Regions from separate parts of the Mus musculus genome. Here region 2 is linked to region 1. The links are chromatin loops, found by intact Hi-C in ENCODE. Cell type or tissue: heart. All regions are shown on one strand. Links, peaks and the distances in the headings refer to the core of each region. The heading gives the core; the rest is flanking DNA.

The links. A loop is a pair of places that touch in the nucleus more often than their neighbours do. Peaks named below come from ENCODE experiments on the same cell type or tissue, not always from the same donor. Only the 100,000 strongest peaks of a DNase experiment are listed, where the experiment ranks them.
Region 2: a loop joins it to region 1, with 1.8 times the contacts of the local background. A loop is called at or near these places in 8 of 42 quality-filtered maps.

The regions. Positions count from the first base shown.
Region 1 is chr6:134,467,983-134,470,783 of GRCm38, forward strand. Lrp6 (low density lipoprotein receptor-related protein 6) reads right to left here. Exons shown (of 23, transcript NM_008514.4): 13 at 2,707-2,801; 14 at 661-872. Among named protein-coding and RNA genes, the nearest start is that of Gm52921, 18 kb to the left of the region's middle. In heart, for the core only: a CTCF peak has its summit at 1,508 (motif pointing right); no DNase peak of the experiment used is centred there.
Region 2 is chr6:134,564,863-134,567,663 of GRCm38, forward strand. Lrp6 (low density lipoprotein receptor-related protein 6) reads right to left here and starts at 2,051. Exons shown (of 23, transcript NM_008514.4): 1 at 1,781-2,051. The coding sequence starts at 1,835. In heart, for the core only: a CTCF peak has its summit at 1,177; DNase peaks (open chromatin) are centred at 1,159, 2,129 and 2,359; H3K4me3 peaks cover 2,500 bases; H3K27ac peaks cover 1,888 bases.

The DNA.
Region 1 (2,801 bases), core at 18-2,517:
CTATCTCCTCAGGGGTGTACTTTTTACAGTGAGCATACTCAAGCTCTTTCTGTAGCGCTCTGGGGCATGCACTCTGCAGTCAGTCAGTCTCCCAGGCAACAGTGTGCTGGAGCGTCTCACTGCTAAGCACAACTAAGAGGAGCTACCAGTTAACCTTTCTCCAGGTTCTCCTGCCCCGCCCCACCCCGCCTATCTTTTTAAAAAGGTCAAGATAATATACTCCTTTTAATAATAGTAACAAAGGGTACCAAGAAGTTTTCAGAAAATTACATTTTATAGATTAAAAAAAAATAAATCAACGGCCAGAGATATCTAGGTACAAAATTATAAATTATTCCTCTAATTCACCTTTTTAATAACTAAAAATGAGACATACAGATAAATCTTTTATAGAGTCCATCCCTTTTCTGTAACTCTAAGAGTGATTGAGCCTTTTCCCTACTAACATCCCAGGCATCTATTCAGATGTAACTGAGCATTGAATTGTTCATCAAATGCAAAGCTCTATTAAATGAAAGAAGACATATCAGAAAATGCAGGAGGAGGGACAAGGGTGGGAAACACTGAGTGGAGTTGTTTGCTGGTGTGAGGACCACTAAAAGAGAAACGAAGGGTGAGGAGGCATCAGAGGCAGTCTCAGGCTGTGGCTTTGGAACATACCCTTTCTCGGGGTTTACCACAATGGCTCGAGGTCTGTCTTGCTCGCCTTTTAGAACCACTCCAACTGATCGTCCATCTAATCTCGTCACATCAATGACATTGGTAGCTTCACAGGTCCAGTAGATGTAACGGCTATAAATATCAATGCTGAGATCATAGGGCTGTATTTCAAGGTTCTGATTTGCGACTGAGTTTGCAACTACATTAAAACCCTAAAGAAAAGAAAGAAACACATAACTCAGACTCCACACCAGACAACCACAAGACAATACACACAATTCTTAATTCGTGTGAGCATACATCAGAAGGGTATCTGGTCTTTAAAAAAGGGTTTGTATGAGTGATGTATTTGCTTATCAAATGCATTTCAGGGCTACTTTAACCTGGAGCAGAAGAGGGTGGTGGGGACAACACAGAGAGGTCCAAGAATCTGATGATGCCTTGATCAGAGAGGAGAACAGCTTTCTTCCAGAGTGATAAACAATGGAAGCTCCAATCACAAACTAGAAATACATCCAGAGCAGTGGTCCCCATCCAAGGGTGATGCTGCACCCACAGGACGCCACAGATGTGGGAATATCCACAGATATTTTGATATCAAGATGTGGAAATCCTACTGGCAACTACTAGGTGAAAGCCAGGAATGCTGCTAAACACCCTGCAGTCTGTGGAGACGCACCCTAGGCCTCCACACCCTCACACACAGACACGCTGCTCTGCAGCTGGGACTTTCCACACTTTAGCTTCCTGCATGCTGGGACTACTGTCCTATATGGGGAAACAGGAATTATTAAAAAAAAAAAAAGATTTATTTATTTATTTCATGTATGTGGGTATACTGGTGCTGTCTTCAGACACACCAGAAGGTGGCATCAGATCCCATTACAGATGGTTGTGAGCCACCATGTAGTTGCTGGGATTTGAACTCAGAACCTCTGGGAGAGCAGACAGTGCTCTTAACTGCTGAGCCATCTCTCCAGCCCAATAGCAATTATTATTATATTACTATTATTAATGTAATATTTTCTTACAAAGTCAACCAAAAGCACATTTTTCTATATAGTCGGTCCAAATAAATTTTATTTCATTTACTAGGATTCTGAGTTAATACAACTTCAAAAAGATCTTTCAAAAAGATATCTAATTTATTTGCCGTGTCTTTGGCTGTGTAATTTCTATCTACCAGTTACTGGCCACTAGCACTGGCCTATGAGAATAAGGTACAGATGGAGTACAAGGTATGAGCACGCTGCTAACACTGCTAAATGATCCTCAGCACCCTATACATGACATCCTCCTTGTTCTTCACCGTAAGGTACTTGAGTAATCTCATTTCCCTATATTTTAACACACTCAAAATGTAAAGTGCTTGCTGTAAAGAAGACAGCCAACGGCTGCTGTCATTTGAAGCTTACACTGGCTGAGCCCAGAGACGAAGGAAGTGTAAATAGTACTGAAATCCATGCCTCGTACATAGGCATGTACTGATGATATCATCATGAGACTGATAATATCATTATTCTCATTCTGCAGTCCCCAAATAGTTACCAAGAAATACTGGATCAAACTGTTGGAGTTTTTATTTTTTGCTAAGATTATGTTTTTTACTCAATGAGTCTTTTAAGTAAAAGGTAATTAGTGATATAATTATATCTGTACAACCCCTATCATTAACAGGTAGAGGCTTTATGCCTTGCATTATGTTCAATCAAAAAAGTTAACTGAGATTTCTAATGAGTGACAGAGCTGGGATCGGAACTAAGACCTACTTGATTTCAAGACCTGTACTTCTGCACAGACCAGGATAATGGAAAGATAGCAAGAGTAGATGTAACCAGTGGTCAAAGTCACTAACGACCTCTTTTCCCTGATAAAATGTCCAACCCAGCGCCACCATCATCATGTCTCTAGGGTACAGTTAACTTGAGAAGTTAAAAATAAAAAGTATGATCTCTGCACTTCCATCTCCCCTGTACACAAATGAAGCAGTGGGGACGGTTGAAGCAATTCTAGTCAGCAATGAACTCTGGATTAAGCCCGAGTTACCTGGCCACCATCTTCATGTGCCTTTCGTATGGAGTTTTGTCGAGAGTCAATCCAGTAGAGCTGCTTGTCCAAAGGGTCATAGTCAATGGCCCGGA
Region 2 (2,801 bases), core at 104-2,603, 97 kb after region 1:
CAAGAAGTGAAGAAACTTTAAATTAGGAATCGTTTACACCAAAAAGACAGTTTCAGTTGGAATGATATATGCTCACAATTAAATAATGCTAAACAGAAAAACAAAGACCTCCTTAGCATTATTGTATTACATTTAAATAAGCTCCACTTCGGACAGTTACCTCTTCTTGATCTTGTTACACACAATATCATGCTTCACCATCTCTAAACCAAACTCATGCATGAATCTACTCAACTCTAGGCTCAAACCTGTTATCAAAATAAACAAACAGTCCTATGTCCCCTCTAAGAATGGCAGCTGGACTTTCAGGCGCTAAAGCCATCAGAAGTCACAGATTTAGACTTTCCCAACTCTAAATCAATCCACTAGTTCTACATTTTAACTCTTATGAACTTGTCAATCATATTCACATGTTAATAACAACTTTCTCACAGCTACAGCAAAATCTTTCAATGTAGAGTTTACTATAACAAAATAAACACTTGATTATTAAATCTCTTGAGTAATAACATTGAGTTCTCTGCCATGGAAATTAAAACAGCAATTATCTTTCTGGTATTTGCAAAAAGGACTAGACAATTCGGGATACGCTTATTTTTAGAAAATGGTGGGGGGGTTTTAAGGCAAATAGTCTTATTCAAATACACACATGCATAGATGATAGGCTGTCCCATTTACATCATAAGATTGTTAGTTACTATCCTACTTTGCAAACTTCCATACTTCTGACGGACTTAAACGTTGAGCTTGTTAAATTAATAACTAAGAATCCCAGAGAGGTCCCATTAACTGGCACAGGTAAGTTAACAAAAGCGAACAACAAGATACGGCGTCAAACAGCACCTCAATTCTTGCACAGGCAACACTCTCCATGGCACCAGCCCCCATCGCTCATCAACTGAAGACCAGTCGACAAGGTTTCCATTGCAAACTGTCACACAACAAAAAGTCAGGACGTACGTCTCAGCCTCACAGTCCAAATTCAAAACACCACAGAGCCACTACGTTTAAGCGATTCCCATAGCAAATTACCCAGGGCATTCTCTGTTATTTACTAAAGTGCCAAGCAGTTCCCAGGGGTGCCCAGCAAATGATAATTTAGTTCCCAGGATAGGCTCCTCGCCACACAAGGATGACTTCCCTACTTGGTGCCAACTGTACACTTGCACACTCCGCAAACAGGGGGCGAGTCCTGAATACCAGGGGTTACGAGGGCAACGTTTGTGTTTTTATTATGGGCTCAGATGATCCCGAATGCTGAAAAGCGCGACCTATCACCCTAGAGTCAATTTCCAACTGTGCTCTCACCCAGGACCATTCTATCCCCGCGGAAGACAATTATTAGTTGTAACAAGGCCTAGAGAGGGGAGAAGGAAAAAAAAAATAGTGGGGTTTAAAGAAGAAGAAAAAAGTTCACCTAAGAGACACGGGAAAGGTGAGCTCAGGCTTCGAGGGAGAGGGAGGTCAACACCAATGGTGCTGAAAGCGCAACTACAAAAGCCCCTTTCTGCCCCGAGTGCAGGCGAGCCGGGCACCGTCAGTCATTCCGATGGAGTGCGGGGGGCCAGGGGTCCCCCCGAGGCCCGCAGCTTTGTCCGGCGGCGCCGCGGGGCCGGCCAGGGGTGTGCGCGGCGGCCGGGCGCGGCCCCCGACCGCGGGCCCCTTCCTCGCGCGGCTCCCCAGCGCCAGGCCTCTGTCCCCGCCGCTGTCCCCGCCACCTCCCCTCCCCCTCCCGGGACCCCGGCAACTTTTCCCCCGGCCTCGCCTCGCTTCGCCTCACCTCTCAGCAGCACGCAGAAGCTGCAGGCCAGGAGGCTCCTCAGCACGGCCCCCATCTTCCCCCCACCACCGCGCGCGCTCGCGGCCCTCACCGGCGCCCGGCGGCCAGGGGACGCGCGGGCGAGGAGCCGGGGCGGCCGCCGCAGCGGCGGGTCTGCACGCTCATGCTTTCCGCGGCCGCGAGAAGAAAGAAAAGGGCGCACGTCAGGGCTCTAGCGCGCCGCTCCGGCCCGGGCTCGCGCGACGCCAGCGCCTGCCCCCATGCCGCCGCCTCCTCCCGCGGCGCCCCACGTCCCCCGCGCGGCGCCTCATTCAGCCTCTTCCTCTCGCAGCGGCGCAGGGATCCGCCGCGGGGCCGCCGCCGTCTCCCTGCGCGCCCGACTCCCCCCACCCCCGTCCTCAGCGCGCCGCGGCCGGACCCCGGGAGCCGCGACCGCCGCGCGCGCCGACTCCCCGGAGAGCCCCCGCGGGTTGAGCCTCGCGAGCCCCCGCACGCTGCGGGGATAAGGTCTTCCCGAGGCGCATTCCGATGGGATTCTTTCCCCGGGCGGCGGAGGGCGTGAGGCGACGTCGGCCGACACTGGGGCCGGCGTGGTCGGGACTACTTTCTGCGTCCCGGCCCGTCGCCGCCCGCGCCGCTCTTTGTGCGCCCGGCCGCCGAGCCAGGTGGAGCTGCGGACCCCGGGGCTGCCCCGGGACGTAGGAAAATCAAAGTGCCATTGCGGCTTACGCTTTCCCGAAGCGGCGGGCCAGGGGAACGGTGTGCAGAAGCCAACGCGGAGCACATCGCTAGTGGACTGGGTTGAGAATCCTCATCATAGGAAGTAAAATAAACCAGACTCGGACTTTAAAAAAAAAAAAAAGTATGTTTTTCTCCTAGTGTGGAGCCTGCTTTACATATACACATAAAGTCACACACATGGGGAAAAGACAAAGATTGTGGGATTGTATACACATAAGTAAACCTTACTCAGACAAGTTTCCCTCATATGTGGATCTAGGGGTGTGTGTGTGTGTGTGTG